Linked DNA regions of Homo sapiens: region 1 is linked to region 2. A link is an interaction called in ENCODE POLR2A ChIA-PET data of the cell type or tissue named here. Cell type or tissue: MCF 10A. All regions are shown on one strand. Each heading gives the region's core, and the rest is flanking DNA. Links, peaks and the distances in the headings are about the cores only.

Region 1 (8,226 bases), core at 2,995-5,494, 55 kb after region 2:
GAGAATAGAGGCTCAAAATACATGAAGAAAAAAGTGATAGAACCAAAAGGACAAGTAGACAAATCCACAGTTATAGGTGAGGACTTTGACACTCCTGTCTTAGTTATTGATAGAATTAGTTCACAGAAAATTAGCAAGGACATAGAAGAACTGAACAACACTGTAAACCAACTGGATCTAATTGGCATTTATAGAATACTTCACTCAACAATAAGATATACAGAGGATACATATTCTTTTCTAGTGCTCGTGAAACATTCACCAAGGTTGACTATATCCTCATCCATAAAGTAAATTTTTAACTGATTTTAAAATGTGAAACCATACAGAGTATGTTCTCTGACCATAATGGAGTTCAACTAGAAATCTGTAACAGAAAGATAACTAGGAAACCCCAAATGTCTGGTAATATAGTTAAGTAAATAATCCATAGGTGAAAAGAGGAAATTTCATGGGAAATTAAAAAGTATTTAGAACTGAATGAAAATGAAAACACAACATATCAAAATTTGTGGGGTGCATCTAATGATTGGAGGGAATGTAATAGCATTAAATGCTTAATTAGAAAAGAGGAATGGATACCCCATTTACCCTGTGATTATTATGCATTGCACGCCTGTGTCAATAAACCTCATGTAGCACATAAGTATATATACCTACTATATACCCACAAAAATTAAGAAGTAAAAGAAGAATGGTCTCAAATCAGTAATATAAGGTTCTACCTTAAGAAAATAGAAAAGGAGGAACAAAATAAACCCCAAATCAGGCAGAATGAAAGAAGTAATAAAGAGATGAGTAGAAATCACTGAAATAGAAAACAGAAAAAAATTAGAATAAATGAAAACAAAAGCTGATGTTTTGAAAAGATCGATAAAGTTGATCTGGCCAGACCGACTAAGGAAAAATGTAAGTGAAAACACAAATTACTAATATCAGGAATAAACAACGGGATATCACTGCAGACCTGGAAAGTTGTTTAAAGGATTAAAAAGTATCACACACCATTTTGCACATAAATTGGACAATTTGAGTAAAATATACCAACTCCTTGAAAACCGCAAATTACTGAAATTCACCAAAGAAGAAATAATGTATCTTGAAAAGTGGAGATAATTGGAATACTTTTATTACTATAAATAGAGTTCTTTTTGAAAACAAAACTCTGGGACCAGGTATTTTCACTGACAGTTGTACCAAACATTTGAGGGAATAACACAGTCTCTTTCAGAAAACAGAAGGAGAGAGAACACTTCATATCTATTTTGTGAGGTCTTTATTACACTGATAGTAAAATCAAAGATATTACAGAAAAAGAGAATTATAGACGAACAGTCCTCATGAACACAGATGTAAAAAATCTTCACAAATCAAATGCAGCAATATGTAAAAAATATAAAACATTATGACCAAGTGAGGTTTATTTACCCCAGTAATGTATGGTTGGGCCAACATTCACAAATCACTGTAATTTCTCATTTTAAATGACTCAACTGGTACAGCCAAAGCAAATGACAAAATTCAAAATCCATTCATGATAAGACATTTTACCAAACTAGAATTATTAGGAATTTTAAACTGGTAAGGTGCATCTGGAAAAGAAAAAAAAAAAAAAAAAACAACCCTACAACTCACATCATATTTAATGGTAGAAGAGTGAACGCTTTTCCCCTAAGACTGAAATTGAGGCAGGGATGTTCGCTTTCATTTCTTCTACTTAACCTTGTAGTGGTGATCCTAATCAGTGCAATAAGGCAAGAAAAATAAATAAAAGACATACATATTGAAAAAGAATAAATAAAACTGCCACTATTTGTAGACGATGTGATCACCTATGTATAAAATACTGAGAACTCTATGAAAAATCTCCTAGAACTAATAACAATTTATGAAAGTCTCAAGACACAGAAACGTCTAAACGCCACTTATATTTCTGTATACCTGCAGTGAACAATTTAGAAAACAGTATTTAGAGAAGTAGCAAAATTATGTGCAGGATCCATGTGCCAAAGGCTATAAAACACTGTTGAAAGACATTTTAAAAGACTTTTAAGTGCAGACATAGCATATTCGAGATTGTTGGATTCAATCTGTTTATGATGTCATTTCTCCCCATATTGATCTATAGGTTTCGTGCAATTCCCATCAGAATTTCAGCAGCGTATTTTTGTAGATACAGACAAGCCGACTCTAAAATTTGCATGGATAGGCAAAGGAACTAGAGTAGCCAAGACAATCTAGAAAGAAGAACAGAGTTGGAAGGATCACACTATCCAATTTTAATTACAGTAAAGCTACTATGAACAAGGCAGTGTGGTATTGATAAAGACATGTACATTTAGATCCAACTCAGCAGACTAGAGAGTCCAAAATGAAACCTACACAAATACGATCAATTGATTTTGAACAAAGATGCCAGGGCAATTAATGGAGAATGGATCTCACATAAATTAGATCATATGGCATGTGTTCTTTTGTGCCTGACTTCTTTCTCAATGTATTATTTTTGAGATTCATACGTGTTGCATATATCAGTATTTTTTTTTGGTCTTTTTAAGTATTTTGTTGCTCAAATATGCCATAATTTGTTTATCCATTCACCTATTGGTGGACATTTGAATTATTTCCAGTTTTTGGCTTTTTTGAGAAACATATGCTATCAACATTATGGAACAAATCTCTTTGTGAATTGTGTTTTTGTTTCTTTGGATAAGTACCTGGGAGTAAAATTGATGGATCAATTTTGTAAGAAATCACCAAACAGTTTCCCAAGGTATTTATATCATCTGTACTCCCACCAGTTATGTCCAGTTGCTCCATACCCTTGTCAGTATTTGATACTGTCAAGTTTTTTTTTTTTTTTAATTTTTGCCACTTCAGTAGCTGTGTTGTAGTAGTTTATCATGGCTTTAATTTGTACTTCCTTAACAGGTAATGATGTGAAACACCTTTTCATGAGTTTATTGGACATTCAGGTGTCTCCTTTTGTGAAATCCTGTTCAATCCTTTGCTTATGCCAAAAATGGATTCTTCATCTCTTCTGTTTTGATTTGTAGGAGTTCTTTATCTATTTTGCATGTAAGTCATTTGCTGATTGTGTTATTACCAATGCTGCCCCCTCATTGTTGCTTGCCTTTTCGTTTTCTTGATGTCTTTATGAACAGAGTTTTTAATTTTGACCAAGTTCAAGTTATCATCATTTCTTTTATGGTTAATAGTTTTTGTGTCCTATTGAAGAAATCATTGCCTATGCCATAGAAGGAGATATTCTGCATTTTCATTTGGAGGCTTTATTAGTTTACATTTAGATCCGTAATCCAGTTCAAATAAGTATTTGAGTGTGTTGTAACATAGGAGTTAATTTCATTTTTTTTCCAGTTGAATATCCAATTTATCCAGCAGCATTTATTCCCCATTGTATTGCAGTTGACTCTGTCACAAATCAGTTGATAGTATAGTATATTTAGGTCTGTTTCTGGACTGTATTTGTAGTTTATTCATCTTTAAAATTTTTTCTGAATTGATAAATAATAATTGTACATATTCATGGGGTACGTTGTGATGTTTTGATACATATAATACCCATATTTTAAATGTTTTAAATATTATTTTGTAACTACTCAGGATTTAATAACACAATTTTTAAAACTTCAACTAAAAAAGTGAAAAAGAAAAAAAATTACCAGTTATGATAGGTGGAGAGTATTAAATTCCAGGTTTAAGTAAAATTAAGGTTAAGATGTATTTCTAGGTCATGACCTGGAAAATGGAGTTGATAAGCTGTTGTGGTGTCTGTACTGTGTTCCTGGCACTATCGTGGGAATACAAAAATGAAGAAGATGGATCTTGTCCTTGAGGAACATGTGGGTGAGTGAGAGATAGACCATATAGTAAGTCTGTGTTCCCTCAACACCACATGGATACCTTCACTGAGGCCCTACAGTGTGTTGAATCATGTGATTGAAGGTTTCTCAAGAAGACATGGCTACCAAACAGGCAGATTTAAAAGACAGACCTTGGAAAAGAAGATTGAATGATAGAGATTTTATGTTATCCCAGTGTGATTTTATGTTATTCCAGTGTGATAGTTATAGAAGACCTGAGAATATGTGAGTCTCGGAAGAACAACCTTTGTTTCTTTCACTTGTTCGGGCAGGCAGAGGCTTTGAAGACCATATCTAAAACCCTGAAGAATGGATAGATGTCTCCTGGCTTTTTGGAAGAGAAAGAAGTTATAAAGGTTTTAACTGTAGTTAACTGCCCTAATCTTTATGCTTTTCCAAATATGCCCATTAGATTTTAGTTTGGCATATGGGAAGATATTTGGCACTGATGACAATCTCACTGATTTGGCGAATTTATCATCTATTTGAACAAACAGCTAAGTCAGAAGAGGTGACATTATAGACTAGCAGAAGGCACTGGCCAAATCTGACTGAAATCAAAACAGGACAGTTGTGCAACTCAGCAAGGATTAAAGACAAAAACAAAAACGTGGGCATGGGGATGAGTAAGGGATGTGTTGTCTTCAGGTGTTTCCATTTACCTGGTTATCAATTGATAGAAAACAATGTTATCAGTAAAACTGAAGTTTTGAGATTAGATTATTGTGGTTTTTGTTTATAACCTGGGTCAGAAGGTTATTCACAAAATAAAAAAGTTCTAAATGTGCCTTGGGCCTTGGAATTTGCATGGCTTCATATATGCAGCTCTTTCAGCTGTGATATCCTTAAGGCAAACAAGAGTCATTTTATTATACATTGCACAATGTTAGAAAACCAGTCTTGTTACTGTATGAGTTACAGAAGTTGGACAGACAGCATAGGTGGGGCAGATAGCTTTCCCTGGCCTACCGTGAGCTAGAGAGCCATTGCAGTGCCTGAGCATTAATCTCAAACTTTGATCCTAAAACACCAACTAGAGAAAATAGAAAAGCAAAAAATCAAAACAGAGCATTATGTTTCTTTCTTCCAAAAGGAAGCAGAGCGTTATGTTCCTTTCCTTTTGGATGTTTTCCAAACAATGTGAATCACGGTTTTTAAAATCTTTACTTTCACAATGTTGCTTATTAAAAAAACAACATCTCAGCTTTGTATTATAGATCAACCGACTTCCTATAGGGAAAGGTAAGTAGTCTAGTTATTGCTTTGATTTTGATTGGCATCTCCTAGGATTATTCTGACACTACCATTAGAAGATTTATACACTACTTTACCAACTTACATATAAAGACCTATAGTCCTAGTGTTGGATGGGCTTGGGATTTCATTAGCTCTAGGTGCCAATTCTAGTTGATTGATACTTTGTTGAGGCACTAACTTAAAAGTATTGAGAGTCTGAGCCTGGATTTGGTCAAGGAGGGCTACAATATATAAAGGGTTGGCAAACTTTCCTGTACAGGGCCAGGCAGTAAATATTTTAGGCTTTGTGGGAAACTACTCTGCTATTATAGTGAATAAACAGTCATAGACAATATATAAATGACTGAGCATTGCTGTGTTCTAGTAGATCGAGTTATAATCATGGATATTTGAATTTCATGTAATTTTCATTTGTCACAGAATATTTTTCCAGTCATTTGGAAATGTAAAAATTATTCTTGTGGACCATAAAAATCCAGATGATGGGCAGAATTTGGTGTGTAGGTTATAGTTTGCTGCCCCCTGCAATGGATTGTCACTGGTTGCCCTTGGCTTGGGAGGAAGAGTGATAGCATTCCTGCTCTTTTTCTGGGTTAAAGCTCTGATACCTCAGGGAGTTCAATGCCAAGAGGTCTATGAAGCATAAGTAAGGCCATACTCTATTTAATAAAGCATTACTGTTAATTATTTATGGAAAGAAACCAAGTCTAGAATGCAAGCCATTGGCAAACCAGGATAGAATTGTTTCATCACTTTAGGCCTTGAGTGGAAGTGATGAGAGCTCAACAGAAACAATTATGCAGCCACAGAGCAAGGAAGAACATATGTTCAATAGTGAAATGTTGGTTCTCCTGGCTGCCCTCCTTGCCTGGCTACTCCACTGTCCTCCCCTTCCCAATGCACATGTCTGACTCTGAGGCTGGACTTAGGTAATTCAGTGTGAAGTCTGTAAAAGGGGCAGTTGATCTTAAAGCCTAAAAGAAGTGTTGCACAGCTTGCGTTCTGTTCAAGTATCCAGATGGTGGTGGTCCTAGGCAGAGCTCTCTCCTTGTCTACTGCACTGTGAAGATAGATTTTGCTTTCTTTCTATCTTCTTTCATCTGCAGAGGCCCGTAACTCAGAAATCGGCCTGGGTAAAATGTGCAACTTCGTGTCGACTCTGTAATATAGGGTATATTGTATCTGGCAATCCCTCTTGACAGCAGATGCCATAGCAGCTTGTTTTTTGGGAGGACATGATTGTCCTTATGATAAAATGAATCTTCAGAGTCTCAGTTTCCCTTAATACTTCTAATCAACTTGGTAACCATCAAACTCTCTTGAAATACTTCCCGTGATGTTTCTGCCTGCAGCTGAGTTGGAGGAGGTGACTCTAACGCAGGTTGGTACCACTGTGACTTCTTGACCACTCAACTTAAGTGAGCCCCAATTCTTGCCTCACATCCTTTTGTCAGATCAGCTTGTTCTTCATTCTCCAGAACGATAGTATTTCTTTCCTTTTTTACTTTCCTCAAACTTCTCCAGTCCTTTCTCTTATGGCCAACCTCACTTTCTCCTTCCTAGAGAAAATTGAAGCTCTGTCAGATGGATGGAACGATCTTAACTTTTTGCTAAGAAGTTAAGACTCACTATTTCTATTACCATCTCTCTCCTCTGCCCCACCTGTTCTAATAGAGAAGCTATTCTTTCTCTATCCTTCCATCTGGTTCTCATCTTTTCCCAAACTTTGCTGTGTTATATTATCAAGTATCTCTTCTCTCTCGTATATTCAACTGATCTCTCAAATAGTTTCCTCCATCAACATTTGAACATGTTTGATTTCTTCCATCTCAACAGCAGAAGATCTCTTGATACTTCTCCTTAACTCCATCTAGCTTTCCTCCCTTCTATGTTGCCAGACTTTTGGAAAGACTTGTCTGTATTCACTGTCTCCATTTCTTTGTCTCACATTCATGGTATATATTACCCTATCTGGCTTCTGACCCTGTTGCTCTACCAAACCACTCTGCCCAACCTCAGTAAAGTATCAAAGTCACCGAACTCCATCTTGCTGAATCCAGTGGTACATCCTGTGAGTCTTTCTTATTTGACCTTTTAACAGAATTTGGCATTGTGGATCACTTTTTCTTGAACTGCCTTTGTCTTCCCCTTGGCTTGAATGATACCACATTCTTCTGGGTTTCTTCTTGTTTCTCTGGCCACTCCTTATTGGTCTCCAGTGCAGGAAATAATGGATTTCCTCGTGGATCACTCTACAGTGTCTCCCTGTGCAATTTTCTTCATGCCCTTGGCTTCAGGGACCATTCTGTGTGGATGACTCTCAAACTTAATTCTCCTGAGCCTTCTTTGAGCTGCACATGGTCAATCCACAGGGCCTAAAACACCATGGAAAAGAGTTTGAATTTTGAGCAGAGGAGTGATATGATTTTGCTTACATTTTTGAAAAGATCACTCTTCCTGCTGGGTGCAGAGTAAACAATGGAGAGGCAAAAGTGGAAGCAGGGAAACCTCTTAGGAGGTTAATGTCCAGGAAAGAAGTTCTAGGGGCTGGGTCTAGGGTGTTGTATCCAGCTGGATGTTCAAAATGACCTCACACTCCCCATGTCATGACCTAATTCATGATTTCTGCCAGACTTCCTGTTGTCACCTGCCCCATCTGATTGAGTTGGAAACCTCGACCCTACTTTCTTTTTCTAATTCATCATTTGATACTCTGGCCCTCTTCCACTTTGCTTCTAACACAGTAGCCAGAGTTGTCTTCAATACAAGTCTGATGCCATCCCCAGGATAATAATTATTTTCGGTGTTTCCCATCACTCAGAGGAAAAAGACTAGAAAATCTGAATATGTCCATCTAAGGTTCTACACAGCCTGGCCTTAATGTACCTCGCTAGCCTCCCCTCGTACGTCCTTCCTTTTGCTTCTGCACTTCTCTACCTTCTGCTTGTGTTGTTCTCTGCCACTCTGACCACTTTTATCTACTCATTTCCTAGTCTTCCAGAATTCTGACTGAAGTATCACTTTTGGGGAAGATTTTCCGTAGTGCTTGACTACCCCAGTTTAGGTCAAATTCTCTTATTTTATG
Region 2 (7,019 bases), core at 3,204-5,703:
TTTACTTAAAAAATTATGGAGTGTGTACCTAGAATTTTAAACCACACAAATGAATAAGATGACCTAAGGAGCATGTGTAGATCAAAATAAAAGCACTCAGGGAGGAATCCTTAAGCCAAAAACATTTAAAATTTCAGAGACGGAGGTAGCAAAGGACTCAGAGAAGGGGTAGCCAGGCGTTGTCATAGTCTCCGTGCTATGATCAGACAAGATCCTGATTCCTATGGAGTTTACAGTCTGGTAAGGGAGACAGACAACAAGCAAGTGAACAGACCTTTCCTCCATTGTAGCAAGAGGGAAGAAGGAAGAGATGGGTACAAACATATGTATGTAAATGAGTTCTGTAATGGAAAGATGAGAAGAGTTCATATCAGATGCCCATACACACACACACACACACACACACACACACACACACACACACACACATTTTTGAGACGGAGTCTCACTCTGTCGCCAGGCTGGAGTGCAGTGGCGGGATCTTGGGTCACTGCGACCTCCGCCTCCTGGGATCAAGCGATTCTCCTGCCTCAGCCTCCCAAGTAGCTGGGACTACAGGCGCGTGCCACCACGCCCAGCTAATTTTTTGTATGTTTAGTAGAGACGGGGTTTCACCATGTTGGCCAGGATGGTCTCAATCTCTTGACCTCGTGATCTGCCCACCTAGGCCTCCCAAAGTGCTGGGATTAAAGGCGTGAGCCACCACGCCCAGCCTGCCCTTGTATATTTTTAATGAAATATGTGGCAAGGCCAGAAAAGCGTGAGGATGCAGAAGGGGAGTGTGGAAGATTCAGGGGAAGAAGAGCAGTTATGACTTAATCATGAATGAACTGAGTTTTCTGGAGAAACACAGCTGGGTTGTTTTGCAGTCTTAAATGCCAGTTGTAGGTCTGACCTCAGAAATCTAAAGTGAAACCAAGTCAGCTTAGTTGTTTAATTTTTCTCTTGCAATGTTCTGCTGATCCAGAGCATGCTCAGCGAAGGCAGATGATCAGGTTCCTCCAGGTGTGGGGTTCTGCCAAAAATACAGGCTAGACAAGGAAAGAAGTGAAGACCAGAGGGGCTGGTGGACAGTGATAACATAGTAGAGTCTATGGATTAGTGTGACTGTAAATGGTTGGGAAATTATTGTTACAAGGTACATAATAAGTGGCTTGGAGGGTTGGGAGAGGATGGACAGAGAATAGAAAATATAGCTTGAAAGTGAGCTTTCAGAGGGATGCAGTATTTGGAGATGACACAATCCAAGGTGTGTCTGACAGAGTGGCAGTGGGGGAATCACTGGAGTTGAGGAGGAAGTCGGGAGCTCAGAGGCCAGCATGAACACTGTGATTTCCAAGGATGCTCAGGTTACAGAATGAGAAGGGTTCAAGTGGGGAAAAGGCAATGGAGTAGGAAGCAGAGTTTTCAGTAGATGAGGGGGAGTGACCAGGAGGCTAGGGGTGAGGCATTGCTGTCACCCTCAAAACCCAAAACTGCTGAGTTGTCATCAGAAGCGGGGGGAGTAGCAATCAGAAAGTGGCAATGGCATGGCGCCTGGTCCCTCATCTTCAGGCCCTCACTGATGGTGTTGGGATGGACTCAGTGTCCTCAAGGGACTACCAGGGGTCAGAGGAGTAGGCCAGGAACCTTCAGAGAAGAGAGTTTAATAATCACAGAGTGGAATTCCCAAGAGGAAAGGGTTTGGGAAAAACCAGAGGGAAGATGAATTGGAGATTGATAGAGCAGCTTAGAGATGAGACTGGGTGGTGAGCGGTGACCAGGGAAGCGTGGCCATCTTCTGTATCTAAGTGTAACTCACTCATATTGTGTGGCATGCTCAATTTGAAGTGATTTAACAAGTCACATCGTGTATTGCCCACAGAAATGCCAGCAGACGCTAGAGAGGATCACTCATGTCTTCAAAAAGTCCCAAAGATACCCAGATCTTCCCGAAGTCCAACTGCTGTCCTCACCAAGCCCTCGGCTTCCTTTGAACAAGCCTCTTCAGGCAGCCAGATCCCCTTTGATCCCTATGCCACCGACAGTGATGAGCATCTTGAAGTCTTATTAAATTCCCAGAGCCCCCTAGGAAAGATGAGTGATGTCACCCTTCTAAAAATTGGGAGCGAAGAGCCTCACTTTGATGGGATAATGGATGGATTCTCTGGGAAGGCTGCAGAAGACCTCTTCAATGCACATGAGATCTTGCCAGGCCCCCTCTCTCCAATGCAGACACAGTTTTCACCCTCTTCTGTGGACAGCAATGGGCTGCAGTTAAGCTTCACTGAATCTCCCTGGGAAACCATGGAGTGGCTGGACCTCACTCCGCCAAATTCCACACCAGGCTTTAGCGCCCTCACCACCAGCAGCCCCAGCATCTTCAACATCGATTTCCTGGATGTCACTGATCTCAATTTGAATTCTTCCATGGACCTTCACTTGCAGCAGTGGTAGAATGCCCAATGCACCAGTGCTATGGAAGACCAATGGAGTTCCATGGGGGAAAGCACACAGCCATACATACTTTACTGTCCAAAAACAGAAGAAGAAGAAGAGAATTAAAAAGAAGCAATGATTTCTGTGCCAATGAACAAGAACAAAAGTCATTTTTAGAAATACATATACTGTAATATTTACCAACAGTCAGTAACTGTTAATGATTTCAACAATGCATTAAAAGAATGTGCTTTCTCAGATTAAGGATGCCAAAAAAGATATTTCACTGCCTTTTCAAAGACCAGTATATTTTCTAGCCCATAATTTTTCTCAGGCATTGTTGGGGCATAAGCTCACACTGTAAGCTTTTCTCATGAATTCACTAGACATAACGTGGAAGGAAAACGTAGTCTTTTGGGAGTACAGGGAAGCCAGCCCCTCAAAGCTTATGGAAGACATACCTGCAATGGAAGCTGTTGCCCAATGTCTCCATTACTATCTTTCAAAAGAGAAGCCAGACCCAGCTTCAGATCAAAAGTTCTTGAGACAGAGGAACAAAACCAATCGATTTCCAGGGAAGCTAATCAACTCTCTTTTCCCTCTACCACAAAACTGCCCTGCTGGAGTGGTTCTGAACCTGTACCCAGGACTCGATGTGGTCACTAATAACAATTAACCTGAACTGAGTCCACAGAACTCCACTCGGAACTTTCTTCTTTTTTAACTAGTGGCCCAATCATTCCCACCATCTCTGTGCTGATAAGTACGTGTCCTAGATGAGAACCCTGAAGAATGCAGACCTTCTTCCCCCGAAGGAGATGCCACAAGCTCTCCAACACAGCCCCCTTTAGTTCCAAAGACTAGAGATGACCACATTGGTAGAAGTATATCTCGAGGCACAGGAAGGGAGCCCCACCAGGGATAATTCAGACAGGACTAGAGAATAACATCATTTCACATACCCTGGGATAAACACCCTGGGTTCCTATAGAAGGACTATTACTTATGGGAGTCCAACTTCTCCTTTTGTTTTGTTATTATCAGTTTATCTTTCTCCCACTCCACTTTTCCTTCAAGGTACCAATCCTTTCCTGTTCCTCGTTTGGCCATCTTTCTTTTTCTGCCTCCACATTGGGAGGGGAGGACTTCTCAGTTCTAACAAGCTGCCATACTCCTAAGAAAGCCATTTTTGAAAAATTTAACAATCCAGGTTCTTCTGGAGAACTCATTCTCCACACGCACAGTTTGCTGCAAAAGGAAGTTGCAAGAATTTCTTGAGGAAGAAACTGGTGACTTGGTCCATCAGTCACGAAGTTCTTTCTATTCTCGTTTAGTTTTCAAGAAATTATTGGTTTGTGTTGCTCTGGGGAAATTGGAAATCATTACATTGTAAAGACAAATATGGATGATATTTACAAGAGAGAATTTCAGATCTGGGTTTTTGAAAGAAAACAGAATTGCGCATTGAAAACGATGGAAGGAAAAAGACAATGGTCTAATGTGCATTCCTCATTACCTCTCGTGGCTTTGGCTGGGAGTTGGAAAAAGCTAAAATTTCAGAACAGTCTCTGTAAGGCTCTCTGTGGCTCCAGTTCACCATTTTATATTGTTGCATGCTGTAGAAAGGAGCTATTGCTGTTGTTTTGTTTTTTTATTTAAATCACTAAGGCACTGTTTTTATCTTTTGTAAAAAAAAAAAAAAAGTTGTTCACTGTGCACTTATAGAAAAAATAATCAAAAATGTTGGGATTTTAGAAGCTCTCTTTTTGATAAACCAAAGATTTAGAAGTCATTCCATTGTTAACTTGTAAAAATGTGTGAACACAGAGAGTTTTTGGTGATTGCTACTCTGAAAGCTGCCAGATCTTATTCTGGGGGTGGGATGTGGAGGAATACACATACACACACAAACATACATGTATGTATAATAGATATATACATATGTGTATATTATATCTGTGTGTGCATGTATCTCCAAAAGCGGCGTTACAGAGTTCTACACCAAAAGCCTTTAACCCTTAATCTGCTGTGAATGATACCTGGCCTTTCTCACTATGAATTTCTGATTAACCAACCAGACTACACGTTGCCTCTCTGTGTATGACTAACGGCTCCAACCCGATGACTCACAGCTACTTGCTTATCGTGAACAAGCTCATCTTGGCAATGAATATGGATGTGAAAAGACAGAACAGCTTCACCATTAGTAGCTGGAAATGGTATCACAGTCTCTTATAGAGGAATATGAAAGGAACAAGAAAATCATTTTACATTCCTTTTATCTGTATTGTGCTTTAAAAGATCCACATGGTAAATTTTTTATTTTGCTTTTATGTCAGTCATCAGAACCAAAAAAATCCAGAAGAAAAAATTGCCAGTGTTTCCTTTGAAGATGAAGCTACTGGGGAAGAAAACCTTATTAATACACTCCACACATTTGTTCATTCCTCAGCTGTTGGTGTTTTCTTGGGGTCTTGACAAAGCTTGCTGGTCAGTGCACTTTTCAGGTGTCACGTTTTGCTGTTTGTATGTTTTTTCTTCCCCTTACTTCCTTTGGAAAACAAACTCACACAGTGCCCCTACTCTGAGACCTGGGACTGAGTGTTAATTATTTTTTCCTTGGGTATTTCTATCTGAGAGACTAGACCTAGTTAGGAGGCCTCTGTACTTCTCCAGATTGTACCTTTTTATGGGGATCTTTGAGGCTATGACCCAGGACTGATAGATATGCCTTACGGAAGACAAAAGATAAAATGGTTCCTATATCCTAATGCAAACCAACACAGTTAAAAGAGCAGATCTCTGGATAACTGCTCTCAACCTGCTTCTACAGTCTCCACAAACCGCATTCACCCTCTCTCTTCATAGCTCAGACATGAAATTTGAGGGAGAAAACTGGAGATAATTGGGAGAAAATTGATGAAGTTGGCTGCTTCCAGTAGATCAGATAATCCATGAATTTGTCTCCCATTGAGAATTTTATTTTAAATTCTTTTAAACTCTTCGTTGTGTCTTTTGTGATGACAAATCAGGCATGACTAAAAGATGTACAGAGACTTACGAAGATGGTCACATTCAAGTTCCCTAATGCTCTTAGAACCTGAAGATGACCATGTGTAGTTTTCTTAAGACCTCTGAACCCCCATGGTGATGAAGACTTGAAGACATTTGCAGCTATCTGCTGCAGTCTGGTAGATTCATACTTATCTAAAGAAGTCAAAAAATTTATTCGTGCAAGTGCTTGCAGGAAGCCAGTGCTTATTAGTAGTGACCCTGCTTCTATCAACGTTATTGAGACAACACATATTCTATTCTAAGGGAGAAAGAGGGAGGAAGAGAGGGAGGGAGGGAGGAAGAAGAGGGAGGGAGCGAGGAAGGAAGATAGGAGATGGGTAGGGGGGTAAAGAGAAAAGGAGGGAGAAGGGAAGGAAGGAAAGAAGAGAGGAAAGAAAGGAGGGAAGGAAAAAAGGGCCAAACTTTCTGATCTATGAACTTCTCAGTTCAGCTGTCACATTATGAGAAGTAAATCAGAATTTTTTTAAGGAGAAGTCATTCTTAGCACTACAATAATTGTACCAGTAATTGAGGAAACCAAGACAATCTTCACCTGAATAATAGAGGGTCTGAGAACTGTCAGCCTTTTGCCATTCAAAAACATTTATGTCCAACCTGAAAAAAAAGCATCAATAAAACCTATCCCAAGCATTCAAAATAGTCCTTTCCAAATGTTATTTATTTTAAAGTCAATCAGCTCTTTTAGAAACAGATTCTGGTCTGGCTGAAAACTCCCACAACAAATTTACTCATCCAGTGGCTAATATTTAATGCCCACCATGGGCAGAGCACACAAATCTTCAGATAAACAATACTGAATTGATTCAGCACAGATTGTTCAGATTTGAATGACCAGGGAGTTGTATTTGCACATGCAAGAACACTAAGAATCTCCCAGTCCTCAAACTAGAAACCTTTCAGCTACGATGAAAAAAAAAAAGGGGTCTTCATTTTTCCAAGAGGGGGTGGAGGTGGGGATCACTTTTTAGCTAAAAGCTATCTCTCACTTCAAAATTCTTGTCTTTTTCTTTGTGGACAAACACCAGTAGTCTATCACTTGGAGATCTTTTAATATCTCCCATCATTTAAAACATCCACGAGAGTTTGAAGATTTGTGTTGATTGCCAGATACAGAAGCCCCTTGAAAATAAGGAAAGGGTGGAGGAAGCATTTTTGTGTCCTATCCCTACTTATCGTAGCAGCTCTATAGACAAAAGGGACACTTACTGGTGAGCCTCTGGCCCTTAAAAGAAAATCATCTAAGAATATGAAGGCAATTTGATTTCCCCCCACAGCCCTCAGCTGCCTTCCTCACAGAAGGAAGTTCCCAAAATTGCTGGTACACAGTTTGCAATCAAATATCAGATATGAGAAAACCTGTAGTGAAGAGTCTGGGTTCTTGGTTTTCTCATAAATCCAATATAAATTTGTAGGTTGGTTCAGGGTCAAAATTGCCAGTGCTTTATTAGACAGATGATACTGATAGACACACAGAGCCCAGGTCCTGGAACAAGACAATCCTGTAGTGCCAAGATCTGGTCAGTTGC

The links. ChIA-PET counts read pairs that join two places held together with the same protein. Peaks named below come from ENCODE experiments on the same cell type or tissue, not always from the same donor. Only the 100,000 strongest peaks of a DNase experiment are listed, where the experiment ranks them.
Region 1: POLR2A ChIA-PET joins it to region 2 with 8 read pairs; 3 of 35 experiments call an interaction of 5 or more read pairs at or near these places.

Annotation. Positions count from the first base shown.
Region 1 is chr17:12,816,735-12,824,960 of GRCh38, forward strand. The region is part of intron 1 of ARHGAP44 (Rho GTPase activating protein 44); the gene reads left to right. Among named protein-coding and RNA genes, the nearest start is that of ARHGAP44-AS1, 31 kb to the left of the region's middle. In MCF 10A, for the core only: no CTCF peak of the experiment used is centred there; no DNase peak of the experiment used is centred there.
Region 2 is chr17:12,761,209-12,768,227 of GRCh38, forward strand. MYOCD (myocardin) reads left to right here. Exons shown (of 14, transcript NM_001146312.3): 14 at 1,865-7,019. The coding sequence ends at 2,436. It overlaps ARHGAP44-AS1 (ARHGAP44 and MYOCD antisense RNA 1), which reads right to left. Exons shown (of 2, transcript NR_104607.1): 2 at 1-2,510. Among named protein-coding and RNA genes, the nearest start is that of ARHGAP44, 25 kb to the right of the region's middle. In MCF 10A, for the core only: no CTCF peak of the experiment used is centred there; a DNase peak (open chromatin) is centred at 4,543.